2 separate regions of the Homo sapiens genome follow, and region 2 is linked to region 1. Evidence: chromatin contacts called from ENCODE Hi-C or POLR2A ChIA-PET data. All regions are on one chromosome and are shown on one strand. The core of a region is the stretch at or near the end of the contact, and the rest is flanking DNA. Distances in the headings are between cores, read along the strand shown.

Region 1 (6,503 bases), core at 2,009-4,508:
CACAGAAATTGTTGCCTGAGGAGAGCACAGATGTGTCAGTCCTGGCACCTGCCATGCCAGGTCAAAGTTGGCCTTTGGCCTCAGCGGGTTTGGGGCTGGGGATAACCCCTGTATGCACCAGCAGAGGGCACCTTAATTGCAATCTATCCATAGGCTGGCCACTGATGTGTGTGGTGGGCATCGCAGCCTCCACTCCAGCATGGTTTTCACCCCAGAGGACCTGCATAGTCACTTCATTTCCCTTTCCAATTCAGGAGTGAGTGTGTGACCCAATTCTGGCCAAAGAAATTTACAGGGAGTCCAGGTGCAGTGGCTCATGCCTGTATTCCCAACATTTTGGGAGGCCAAGTGGGAGAATTGCTTGAGGCCAGGAGTTCAAGACCAGTCTGGACAACAGAGCAAGATCCCATCTCTATAAAAAATAAAAAAATAAGCCAGGTGTGGTGGTGCATACCTATAGGACTATCTACTGAGGAGACTGAGGGGGGAGGATTGCTTGTGTCCTAGAGTTCAAGGCTGCAGTGTGCTATGATCGCACTACTGCACTCTGGCCTGGGTGATGGAGCAAGACCTTGTCTCTATAAATAAATAAATACTTAAAAAAATGTATAGGGAAGTCTGCTGGGTGCTTTTTGAAAGCAGAATGACAATCCGTCTTCTTCCTCTGAACAATGTGTCTCAATATGATGCCTATGACTGCTGCTACTGCCATCTTGCTACTACCCAGAAGATGAAGCCAAACCTGATGCTCGCAGGACTGAGACGGAGAAAGAATGTCAGTCTTTGATGAGATAATATAGCCTCTAAAACAACCAGCCCTCAAACCACATTATTCCAATATTTCAGTTCTGTGAGACAATCAGTGTTCTAATTGTATATATAATAGGCTAAATATTAAATTATTTATATTAATATAATTATATATTACATATAATTAGATATAATACACTAAGTATAAAATATAATATATAACATATATATATATATATATTTTTTGGTAGAGATGGGGTTTCACCATGTTGCCCAGGCTGATCCACCTGCCTCAGCCTCCCAAAGTTCTAATTCTTTAAGTCCGCATCAGTGGGATTCCCATTACTTGCAGCTAAGAGCATTCTATTCAATGCCACCTGAGAGATCATTAGCTAAGCCAGGTAGACTAACTCCCTCCAGGACCTGTTGAGGACAGGCAGCCCACAAGCAGCTGAGGAGATAACTTTAACAGTTACACAAACATGTATTTTAATAGCTATGTGATTGTTTTAACAACTTTTAATTTTTAAATATAAGCAGGATGTCAAACCTATGATACAATATTTCCTTCTGAAATCTGTTATTTAAGTAAAAGCATGAATTATTTGTAAAGGAGAATATTAAGTACACTACAGTACTGATGGGGGTCAGGACACACTACACGAAAGTACGGCACCTTGGTATTTGAGGAAACAGCAGAAGCAGGAAAGTCACCGTCAGACTTTCTCCCATCTCTCTCCCTTGAAGAAGGTCATAAGACCACCGTTTGAAAGATGCCTTCCCTATATCCAGAGGAAATGAATGTCCTTATCTCTGAAGACACTGGGACACAGAGAATATGAGCAAATGGGCCTTGCCAAGTCCCCCTTCCCTGTTGATTCCCATTAGATCAAAACTTTTTGTCCTCCAGTCATACTTCTTCATGACCGGATATCCACACTTCATCAAACCTAAGCATAAAAATACACAGGTTTCCCTGTTTCTTTGGCTCTTTATTTCTGAAAGCTCCTGTGTCACATAAAATTTACATTGAATACATTTGTCTGCTTTTCTCTTGTTAATCTGTCGTTTGTTATAGGGGCTTTGGCCATGAACCTAGTGATGGGTGTAAAAGAAATATCATCTCCCCTGTAGTATAAATTATATGAAGTGAAATAATGGAATGTGACTGTCTGAAATGCTGGCCAAGTGGATCAAGGCTACTGTGGGGTTGACTGGCCAGTAAGGAGGCAGAGGAGCAGAAGCACCAAGAGCAAAGGACTTTCAATTCAGCAACTATGAATTGAGCATCTTTTATGTGCCCAGCCTGGGCCAAGTACTAGGGTTGCTGCAAAGAAGACGGTGACTCGTCTAGCGGCCCTGATGCTTCCATCTAACCAGGAAGATGGACATTAACCAAATGACTTCACAACACATTATTTAAATACAGAGGTGGTAAATCCATGTGGAAAACAGAGGGGTGTTAGGAGTGCATATAACAGAAACACCTGACTTCAACCAGAGGGAATGGAAAGGCTGTGGAGACAGAAGTGGAAAGCTGTCTGGGGCTGCCCCACATTGGCCTTGCTCAGCTCCAGGCCATCAACATCCTTAAACAGGCTTTTGCTCTGGGAAGCCAAGTAATTTTGTCCTCCCACCAGAAAACTGGCATGTTGAAGTCCTAACCCCCAGTCCCTCAGAATGTGACCTTAAGTGGAGATAGGGTCTTTAAAGAGGCAATTACGGTTAAATGAGGTCACGAGGGTGGAGCCTAATCCAACAGGAGTGTGTCCTTTTAAAAGAGGAAGACATAGACATATGCAGATGGAGGACCACATGCATTTGCAGAGAAGACAGTCTTCTGCAAGCTGAGGAGAGAGGCCTCAGAAGGAATCAACCCTGCAGACAACTTGATCTTGGCCTTCCAGTCTCCAGAACTGTGAGACAATCCATATTTGAGCCATCCAGTCTGTGGGACTTTGTTAAGACAGCCCTAGCAAACGAATATAGCAGCCTAAGTGAGGAGTTTTTGTCCTTTGCAATCGAAAGAGCCCTACTAATACTGGGAGCAAACAGGCTCCATTTTGGGAAGGGAGGATCCTGGCTGGGCCTGAAGATGTCACTGGGGCTGTCTGGGCACAGGACAGCTCCCTTTGTGTCTGTTCAGCCTCATTGTTCTTCCCATCCCCCCACACGGGGAGATTTGCAGCAGACACCCGCTTCCCTGCTGCATGGGGAGCAAGCTGGTAAGGAGAAACCCCCGCCCTGCGTGGTTATGGGCTCCCTGATGTTCTAACTGTGGATCAGTTATAACAGTCCTGCAGGGAGGAGGGGGTTTACTGCCAGGAAGAAAAACCCCAGGAACCCAGCCTTTCTGCTTCTCGGGACAGTGGGGGCCGTGGGGTGGAGTGAGATTCTCCAGCCATGACTCATGCTAGGTTTCATGAGTAAGGGAAGTTAAGAGAGTCATAATGACTGTACTGAAAAGCAGTTAAGTCCATCTTCACAGCAGCATTACACGGAATTAAAAACTGCACAATTTGATCCTATTTGCAACCACAGCTGCCATAAACTAACATATAAGCAAACTGAGCAGAGTGAACTCAGTGCCCCTGATTCAGGCTACGCATATGGGCCTGTATCCACAGTGCTTTGAGCTTCAGCAGAAAAGACCTCACCCTTCCATTCCGTTCCTATTCCTCCGAACCACTGAAATCACATGGGTGTCTGCCCTTTGGGTGGGGACACCATCAGAGCTGGCCTCTGCCAGGGGAAGAAGAATAGGGGCCTCACTGGCCAGGCCTCAGAGATTCTGAGAATGAGACTCACTGTTGTACCGGTAAGAAGAAAACCCGCAGGCTGCTGGAAAGGTGAATTATTTGTAGCCATGGCTAGAGCTGACTTCCCATTCCCACACTTCCAGCAGAAGAAAGACTTGGACAGACAGCACTGAAAAAATCCTGGAGAAGTGGCGGGCCCAACAGGGAGAAATGCAGGCTCTTTCACAGAGGACAGGAGATTGACAGGTGCTAAGTAGGGTGTGTGAGGCCCGCCAGGGGCTTGTGCCGCACACCCATAGTCAGAAGTGGAGGGAACCTCTTCCTCTCCATTAGCCAATGCTCTGGACACTGGGTATCGAGTACTTTCAATCCAGCTAGTTGGCACCATTGCTTCCATATGTGTGCTGGAATTTATTGAGTACCAAGTGTTTACAAAGTGCAATATTACCCACAGAAGAAAGCTTCAAAAACAGGAGCAGACTACTTTCGGTGGCTCTGCCTTTGACCTTTGTGCAGATCAGCAGCGGCAACTGACCTCCCTACGCCCTTTTTCAGTGGAGTAAACAAGAGGCAGGGATGGTCACAGAAAAGGGAGTTAGTCATCCAACCCCTTTAGTTGTCCCTGAGCCCACCCAAGCCCTATTTGCTTTGTGCTAACCTGGCCTCCAAAGGCAACAACCAATATTTGCTGTGTGCCTTGCCAGGGAGACATACAAAGCAGCCCATGTTGGAGTGCGAGCCAGCAGGATTTTTTTCAACCTAACTGGAGGAGACATGTGCACGTGAACTATTACCAACAGCACAGGCATTGTGGATAAGAGCCAGGTGAGGGACCTAGACTTCTGAGAACCAGGGAGAAGCCATTTGCTCTCCTACTTCCTCAAGTCACCCTTTGATGACACCCGTCCATGCCTCCCCATGAGGCCAAAAGGAGAAAACAGAGCACAATGAAAGAGACCATATTCTCTCAGCAGTCTCTACTCTCATACCTCTACCACCCTGTCCCAGAGTGGGAGGGAAACCTTGAACTGCTAAAGGAGCTCACTTCCCTTCCCTAAACAAGTCTTAACAATGAAAACCAAAACTATTTCTTGAGGGCCTACTCTGTGTCCTGCACTGTTTGGTTATTCTTTCCAATCTTCATAATAATTCTGCAATACAAGTGGTATTTCCCCATTTCACAAGTGTGAAAATACAGACAATGAAATTGTTAAGTCACTGCCAGGCAGGATGTAATGCAGGAGAGTCTGATGACAAAAGTTTCCTCCCCAGCCTGCCTTGAAATTGCTCAATGTTTCCATAATCAGTGATTACAACTCATTCGATTTCAGGAATAATAAATTTAGAGTGTGTCTGAAAAGGAGTTGAGCAGCTATAAATAAATACTTGTGTACATTCTCTTGAGCGAGATCCAGGAAATGGTCAGGAGCCACAGTTCTTCTACCTGGAATCCATTTTTCATTCAGGACACAAATCGGCAGCCTGCTGATCTCTGTGCATCACAATGCAAGGAGAGTGAGGCTGTCAGCACTGTTTCCTTGAATCCTGCTGTGCAGTGGCAATTTATTCTAGGAAGCACGCTGCAGAGCATGACCAAAAATAGAAATGCAGGTTTTGCATATTTCATTTCCTAATGCTAGTAGCACTATGACACTTTTGATAGAAGGCTGGGATGGCTGCTATGATGTATCAAACTTTATTGACACTTGATGTGTCCCAAGTTGGCTTGAAATGCCAGGTACCTCAAAGGGGACAGTTTCCTTGAGAAAAGCACTTGCTTGAGAGTCTAATATTTGAAGCACATTAGCCTCACCTGATGCATTAAGTTTCTAAACCTAAATAGGCACCAGGACTAATGTGCTCTTTAAGGCTTGGGCTGTGGTCAAGCATGTGTTTTGACTTCATGTTTTGAAACCATGAGGATAGCAAATTAAGGAGACAAAAGATTCATACAGGTCAATTCCTGACTCGGATGGTTTGGGCTGTCCATCCTGGAGACCAAGGCCCAGTTCTGACAACGGTTACATGCTGGAGGCTGACAAAGCTGAGCTACAGAGCATGCAGAGATCTTGGAGGCAGCACCCCGTCCATGCCAAGGACACACAGAAAACCAAGACTATTTGTTTCTTCTTCCTCAATTTGTTCCCACTCCGTCCCTGCTGGTGTCTGACTTGCGACCATTAGGTATGCATCCCTTTGAGTTAATGCAGACCATCACAGGTCAGCAGCTGAATAAAGGTAGTAGATTTTTCATAAACCAATTATATTCCATTTTAAAAACTGTATTTGAAATCCTTTCCCACTATTTTATTATTGTTAAAATATGCTTTCTTTTAGAAAGCATGGGTAATATTAGGTGGGAATGCATTTTCTTTTTAATGTTCTCACTTAGCAAAATAAAAAGGTATCACTTTGTCAGAGGTTACCAAAACTGGGGGGAATTCTACTGGTCTAGGAACCTCTGCATTAAGACATCATTCCCAGAAAGCTTGCATTTTAGGATGCAGACCCTGCATGGTAAGCCTGGGACAGCCCAGTGAGAATGAGCTCACAGGTTCCTTTTTCACTGAAAAATGGGAGCCCAGGTTCAGTGAGCACAGGGAGAACCCACCCACTGAAATCCCCTGGAGGTGGGAGTGGGGGCGAGGGGCACTGGGCAAAGACACACTGTGATTATTTTGATCATTTTGCTAAGGCTCCTCCTGTCTTCCTCTTCCCCAAACAAAGGGGAAAAAAAACATGAAAATAAATCCCCCAAGGAAAGAGAAAGGGAACTGGACAGGTTATGGTTTGAAAGTTTTATTATGGGTGATTTACCATCCCTCAAAAAAGATGGGTTATTATCAGGGCATCTCTTATCAGGGTTTTCTCTCTCTCCAAAATCCTGAACAAGAGGAAATTGCCTCAAAATGAAGCAAGAATGGGTCTAGATAGTATTTGCTGTTCCTCTACCTTCTCTATCTTTCGAGGCTCAAATTAATCTTCATTCTGACA
Region 2 (6,503 bases), core at 1,479-3,978, 44 kb before region 1:
CAGATTAAGACTGAAACAAGCCACCTTTTAACTGTCCAACTGAGCACCAAACAGTAGCGGTGAGTATTTATCAAACATCAAATAATAACATGATCAGATAACATGCTTACCAGTGAAAATCTAATTTAGAGCTTTAAAAATGTTTCATTTGAATTTTCAAAACCCAGACTTTTTGATAGGTACAAAGAAATACATTTTCAGCGTGCAATTTGATTGACTAAAGTAACTATGTATCAACAAAATCAAATTTTGACCATCTGAATATCTTTGTAGTAAATGAATGGCGTTTTAAGAAACCACAGGAAAAGGCAACATCCCATTCTGGTCAAGAATTTGGGTTCTGGAATAAACACACACAAGTTTATGCCCCAACTCTGCCATTTACTAGCTGGGTGATGCGGGGCAAGTTACCCAACTTCCTTGAGCCTCATCTGTGAAATGGGGGCAACAGAAGCTTCCTTGTAGAAGAATCCTTATGATAAGCATTTGAAGGGAAGTGTTTGGCACACTGCAGACTATGTTTCAAACACTAGTAACAGAAAGGCTACAAAATGTATAGTCTAGACAAGCAACAGCATCCTTTAAAAAGTTAAACTAGGCTGGGTGCAGTGGCTCACACCTATAATCCCAGCACTTTGGGGGGATCGCAAGCACTTGCTGAGGATAGCAAGACCCTCATCTCTACAGAAAGAAAAGACCTTCAGCTCTACAGAAAGAAAAGAAAAAAGAAAAGAAAAAGAAGGAGGGAAGGAAGGAAGGAAGGAGAAAAAAGAAAGAAAGAGAGGGAAAGGAAGGAAGGAAAGAAAGAAGAAAGAAAAAGAAAGAGAGGGAAAGGAAGGAAGAAAAGAAGAAAGAAAAAGAAAGAAAGAAAAGAAAGAGAAAGAAAGAAAGAAAGGAAAAAACAGAGAGAAAGGAAGGAAAGAAGGAAGGGAGGGAAGGAAGGTAGGAAGGAAGGAAATTAAACAAACTAAATAAAGATAATGGACATTATAGCATTACAGGCTATTTGTGTGTACTAACTGGTTTAGTTTGTATTCTTCAGAATAGTTAAAGGAATAAATCTGTTTTCCTCACTTTGCAGCTGACTACCCAGAGTTGCTCTACAGGAAGCAGCATGTTGCAAATCAACAACCACGTTCCAATGTGGGGCTCATCCACCGCCATTTGTTTTCTTGGCCCAGCCTCTTAGTTCGAGGGCCACTCCTCCCTGCCTGCCAGGCACAGCTACCTGTCACTAGATTTCAGTTTCATTCCCTCTGGCAAATGATTACTTATCTCTTCAAGCTCTCTCCCAGGGCAGAGCCTACATTTTCTGTCACCCTCATCACACCCTCCAAAATTGGTAAAAATCTATACATCCATTTTCACAAGATGTGGTAAAGTCAAAGAAACATAAACTTCACATCTAAAATACAATTTTGTTTATTTTGGAATCCATGTGATTCCAAAATCAGATTTTATGGGATCAATATTTATGAACTTTTAAATTATCGATAGCCTTGAGAATGAGGATTCGATTTTTATTTTTTTTCTTTGACATCTCCTGCATGTCTCGAGCTCTGGGCCAGCCATCTGTGTAACTGCAGACATTGCCTTCCACTTCAGCTGCTACTTCTTAGCCTTGGACCACTATCCTGTGAAATGAGAGGGCAGAGGCAGGATCCCTGGAGCCAAAGACGCAGGGGCAGTGGCCATATTCACCTCAAATGGACAAGCTCCTTCGGCTGGAGCATGGGTGCGCTTTAGCCTCCTTCCACCTATAGGGTTCTGAACCTGTTTGGGGTGGAGGGGAGTGCACCAACCACAGGTCCACACTAAAGCCCTCCGCCCCTTTAGACAGCTACAGCCACTCCCAGCCAAAGGCCAGGCCACTAAGGAGCCCTGAACACCACATCCTCTGGGGCCACACTTAGGAGGAAAGTTGTCTTCCCACAGCTGAAGCCATTGATAGGCTGAGCTAGCCCCTCTTCTATGATCAAAACTGTGTGTGTCTATTGGGCAATCAAATATCAATAGTGACTGAAACTCCCATTTCCTTCTAGCCCAAGCATGCTCTGCAACAGGGGAGGAAAGGGTGGCTATTGACTAAGTGTCTCCAAGGTGCTTTCACAAGATGCTTGGTGCTTTGTATATATTATCTCATTTAAATCACAACCACCATTGGAATAAGGCATTTTAATCCCCATTTCATGGCTGACAAAGTTGAGGTTCAGAAACGTTAAGTCATTTGACTGAGGTCCTGTGGATCACAAGTGGCAGGGTCCAACCCAAGAATGACTAGAATGTTCATAATCAGACTGCCGCAGCAGGCCAAGACGGGGTGGGCAGAGGGGGTGCCAACACTGCTCCATAATCCCACTCCTGATGAATGGACAGCCATCTATGTCAGGGTCACCGTGACTGGGTCTTTGTTCCAGTGCTGAATGCATGCACACACACCCACACACGTGCACACACACACACTCACATGCACCACAGGGTGCCGGAGTAATGTGGCTGTTTTGATCTGCTCTGAGGTTCCTAACTCAAGCACTGAAGTCCTGGGCTCGGCTTGAATTCAACCTGAGCCGAGAGCTGGCCAGGCCTCAGAAACGCGGGGCCGTCCATCACTTACGTCTCAGGTCTGCTCCTCGGAGAGCTGGAGTTGACCACAACTGCCTTGGCACAGTTCCACTGTGAGGGAGTCACAAAACTGGCATTTAAGTCCGGAGCGGAAAAAACACCCCAAGCTTGTTCGTTTTTCTGACAGGTGCTGGAGCCCATGAAAGGTCAGATTCCAGCTCACAGTCACATCCTGGCTTAGCCGGCTCCAGGCACACAAAGGCCTGTCTGTCTCGCCCCAGCGTGGGGAGTGGGGATGGAGGCCAAGGGCTTAAAATGGCCGCCTGATGGCCTGCTCCTGCTGATCCATTCCTTCACGCACATTGGCCTCAATGAAGCATTGGGAAACCCAGCTGCCAGGGATGTGTGAAATGGGAGGAATGAAGAAGAATGCAGGCTTTTTTCTTATTTGGAATTGCAAGAGATGTTAACCCCCCGGCAGCCCATGAATCCATGCCCTGACATCAGCCTGCTGTGGCTCATTTTGTAAGAGCCCCGGGGACACGTCTGTTTCATGTTCAAAGCCTTACCAGGCTGGAAAATTGAGTGAGAGCTGTCCCTCCAAGCCCTCAGCAAGGATGTTGGGAAACGAAGGAGTTTATTCTCTTCCTTGCTGGTGCATCAGGGATAGCTCAGAATCGCGGTGTTATTGGAACAGAGGGCGTGTGTTTAAATGCACGTAGCCACATGCTTTCATCCAGGAAGGTTTATTTTTGCAGCCTTTATGAAAACATCCTCCAATTCAAAATGGCTCCAAGGACCCACAGTCCTGTATTTTAAGTTTCTCACCAGCTGCTGTAGGCTGAGATTCTTTACCGCTTCTAACTTCTTCAAAAGATCTCACCACCCTCTCTTGTCACATGACTCCTTCCCCTCCCTCTCTGTCACCTCCCCATAACTTTACGCCAAATTATAATGCTGACAAGAAGCCAAGAGTTACAGCAGCTGCTGCACATCATCCTTGTAAAGAATCCTGGGTGATATTGATCATATAATAAAAACTTCAATTGACAGCTTCTTTTAAAATAACAAGCTCAGAGTACCAATACAATTCTTAAAACAAAAAACAAAAAAAAAAACTTGCTTTTGAAATTAAAAAACAGTGGTTTTGGAATAATTTTCTCCCCACCAGTTGAAAATCTCACCCTGACAAGAAACTTTCTCAGTAAAATAAGCTGTAGACTGGAAACTGGAGGCCTGGCCTCTTGTCACAGCTGTATCATGGAGTTATTCTGCATCAAATATGTTCATAGTCAGATGATGGGGAAGCCCCAGCTTTCTGAAGGGGTGATCACCAGCAAAAGACTGACTGCAGAGCTCTCCTATGTGTCCTGAATGTGTCCCCAATCCCTAAAAACCCTGTCCTTGCTGCCTTCTGTTAAGATTCCACCCCATCACCTCCACAAATGATTGACTCAATGAGCTTTTGCTCGCAGCCTATGTGAAAAGGTACAGTGTCCTTGGGGCCTGTCCCACAGCCACTCTGTAATTTCATGTCTCCATCTCTCAACAGGAAACACACTCATTCCCCTAGGAAGCATATTGATGATCACAACTACTATGTACATACATTGTGCTAAGTTCTTTTCAGGCACAGTCGTGTACTTTTTCCACCATTTTATGAAGTAGGTATGTTATAACCTATTTTGTAGAATGTATCCCATTTTATAGAAAAGGTGCCCGAGGCTCAGAAAGGCCCCCTGATATGGTGGAGCGAGCACACAAGTCCATATCAATCTGACTCCAAAGATTGTACTCTTAGCCACCACCCTGTAGGGCCTCCTAGCATAACTGGGACTATGAGGAATAAATACTCTCCAATAATTTTTTAAAGAGCACAGTAGAAATGCTTTCGTCAAAATAACTACCATTCGTTGGGCCTTCAGTACATGGTGGGAACTGCTAGGAGCTTTGTGTAAATCTCTTGTAACATTCTCATAGGGTAGGTATTCACGTTCCCATTTTACATGTTAGTGGCTTGATGACACCAAAGACAAAACAAAATCCTGGGCTCAATCCAGGAGTAAGAGACCTTGGCAATTCAGCTGGACGATGTACAGTGCAAATTTGGCAGCATTCAAAAGTCTTACTGCTACAGCTCTTTTATTATTATCAGAAATAATAACTATGGCATTTATTGAGCCTGGAATGCCACATGCTTTAGGGCTCCCTTCCTGGTAGGCTGTGGTCATGCTTTGGATATGTCAGCTTTCCAAAAATGTGGTTCCTGTGATTTCCAGACTGCCTGGGGCTCCGTGTGTGTGTGTGTGTGTTGGCACACACCCCATGATGTGTGTCTGTCACACTGCAGGGAGCTTTCCTTCATTTAAACAGCCAATTAAAACCCACTTTGGCACTTAACGCATGTCACTGCTTCTCGGCACTCAGCTGGCTTCCCAGCAGGCCTTTAATTTGATAAAGAGCTTCTAATAACGACTAACAGAGGGCCTGGTAAGTTAATTAAACCTTGCCCTTTATTTTGCTTTCAAGGTGTGCCTCCTCGTAAAAGCCCAAGTTTTGTGCTTGCAAATGACTTTAGACAATGTTCCATGCTTCAATGAGAAAAGTATGTCTGTCATGTCCTGGCAAGTTACTCTTAAAGTCTCAATTTCAGCATCATGTCAGGCTTTCACGGAGGCCAGAAGCAGATGGAAAAAAACCTCTGCACCCAATTGTAGGGAGGCCAGATTTAGCAATGGAAGATGAGTTTCCTCTGAGAGTACAACGCTGAAAGATGAGCTGGCTGTCATATCGAACTCCATTTATCCCATTTCTTTAAAGTAATCTGAGAGTCCAGATGGGTTGTATAAACAGAAGAGGAGGTTCCTGGGAGTTCACTAGCTTAATGAAGCCCGTATGTTTGACTCATGTAATAAGTATTTAATCATGCTGATGAAATTCATTTAAACTCCAGCCACACACGCTGTTGCTGAAGCCCTGATAATACCCTACATCACTCGTGCTGGCAGCACTGGAGCAAGACAGGTGACAAAGAAAATTGTGGCATTTCACAGGGTAAATAGGCTTTGGAGGGTCTGCAGGGGAAAGATAATGAGCCATGGGGGGCTGACTTGTTAGGCCATTGCCTCTGAGTCCTTGGAGCTCCCCTCTGTACGTGGCCATGGTGAGGTGCTAATGGCAGGGTAATAACTCACACATGCTTGCTTCTTCCTTTCTGAGTGATTGATGCAGAGAAGGTGTACCCATCAGGAAGCTTTCTGCTGCAAGTAACAGAAACCTCAACTCCACTAGCTTGAACAATCTGGAATTTTTCTGAATACATATTACCAGAAGTCCTAATATAAAGTGCTGTGAGACCTGGTTATTTCAGCAGCTTGAGCATATCCTCAAGGCCTCTGGTCCTTTCCCTATCTCTGTGCTGTACCTCATGATGTGGTCAGTTGTGGTCCCAGTCCAGAATATTTTCTGCTCATAGGCCAATGACTGCCAGTGATATGGTGATATGGTTTGGGTGTGTCCCCACCCAAATCTCATCTTGAATTCCCATGTGTTGTGGGAGGGACACAGTGCAAGGTAATTGAATCATGGGGGCAAGTCTTTCCTGTGCTGTTCTTGTGATAGTGAGTAAGCTTCATGAGATCTGATGGTTTTAAAATCTCTCTCTTTGCCTGCTGCCATCCATGTAAGACATGACTTGCCTTGCCTTATGCTATGATTGTGAGGCTTCCCCAGCCACGTGGAACTGTAAGTCCAATTTTCCTTTGTAAATTGCCCGGTCTCGGGTATGTCTTTATCAGTAGTGTGAAAACAAACTAATACAGTAAATTGGTGCTGAGAGCGGGGTGTTGCTGAAAAGATACCTGAAAATGTGGAAGCAACTTTGGAATTGGGTAACAGGCAGAGGTTGGAACAGTTTGGAGGGCTCAGAAGAAGACAGGAAA

Evidence for each region. A loop is a pair of places that touch in the nucleus more often than their neighbours do. ChIA-PET counts read pairs that join two places held with the same protein, here RNA polymerase II (POLR2A). Pooled maps may share reads with other maps.
Region 2: a map of endothelial cell of umbilical vein shows a loop between it and region 1 (7-fold over the local background). The contact joins two enhancer-like sites. A Hi-C loop is called at or near these places in 12 of 168 maps with a recorded cell type or tissue (A673, IMR-90, MCF 10A and 8 more) and 6 of 50 pooled maps. POLR2A ChIA-PET finds 5 or more read pairs at or near these places in 8 of 52 experiments (AG04449, AG04450, BJ and 5 more).

Annotation. Positions count from the first base shown.
Region 1 is chr14:61,100,591-61,107,093 of GRCh38, reverse strand. No RefSeq gene overlaps it. Among named protein-coding and RNA genes, the nearest start is that of SLC38A6, 120 kb to the right of the region's middle. RefSeq lists enhancers at 2,261-3,175, 2,545-3,744, 5,008-5,924. Within about 2 kb of position 3,258, at least 22 of the 41 ENCODE cell types and tissues checked have a DNase peak (open chromatin) inside an H3K27ac peak, as active enhancers do; they include A673, IMR-90, ascending aorta and 2 more, where a contact is called at or near this core.
Region 2 is chr14:61,144,441-61,150,943 of GRCh38, reverse strand. No RefSeq gene overlaps it. Among named protein-coding and RNA genes, the nearest start is that of TMEM30B, 130 kb to the left of the region's middle. Within about 2 kb of position 2,728, at least 16 of the 41 ENCODE cell types and tissues checked have a DNase peak (open chromatin) inside an H3K27ac peak, as active enhancers do; they include A673, IMR-90, ascending aorta and 2 more, where a contact is called at or near this core.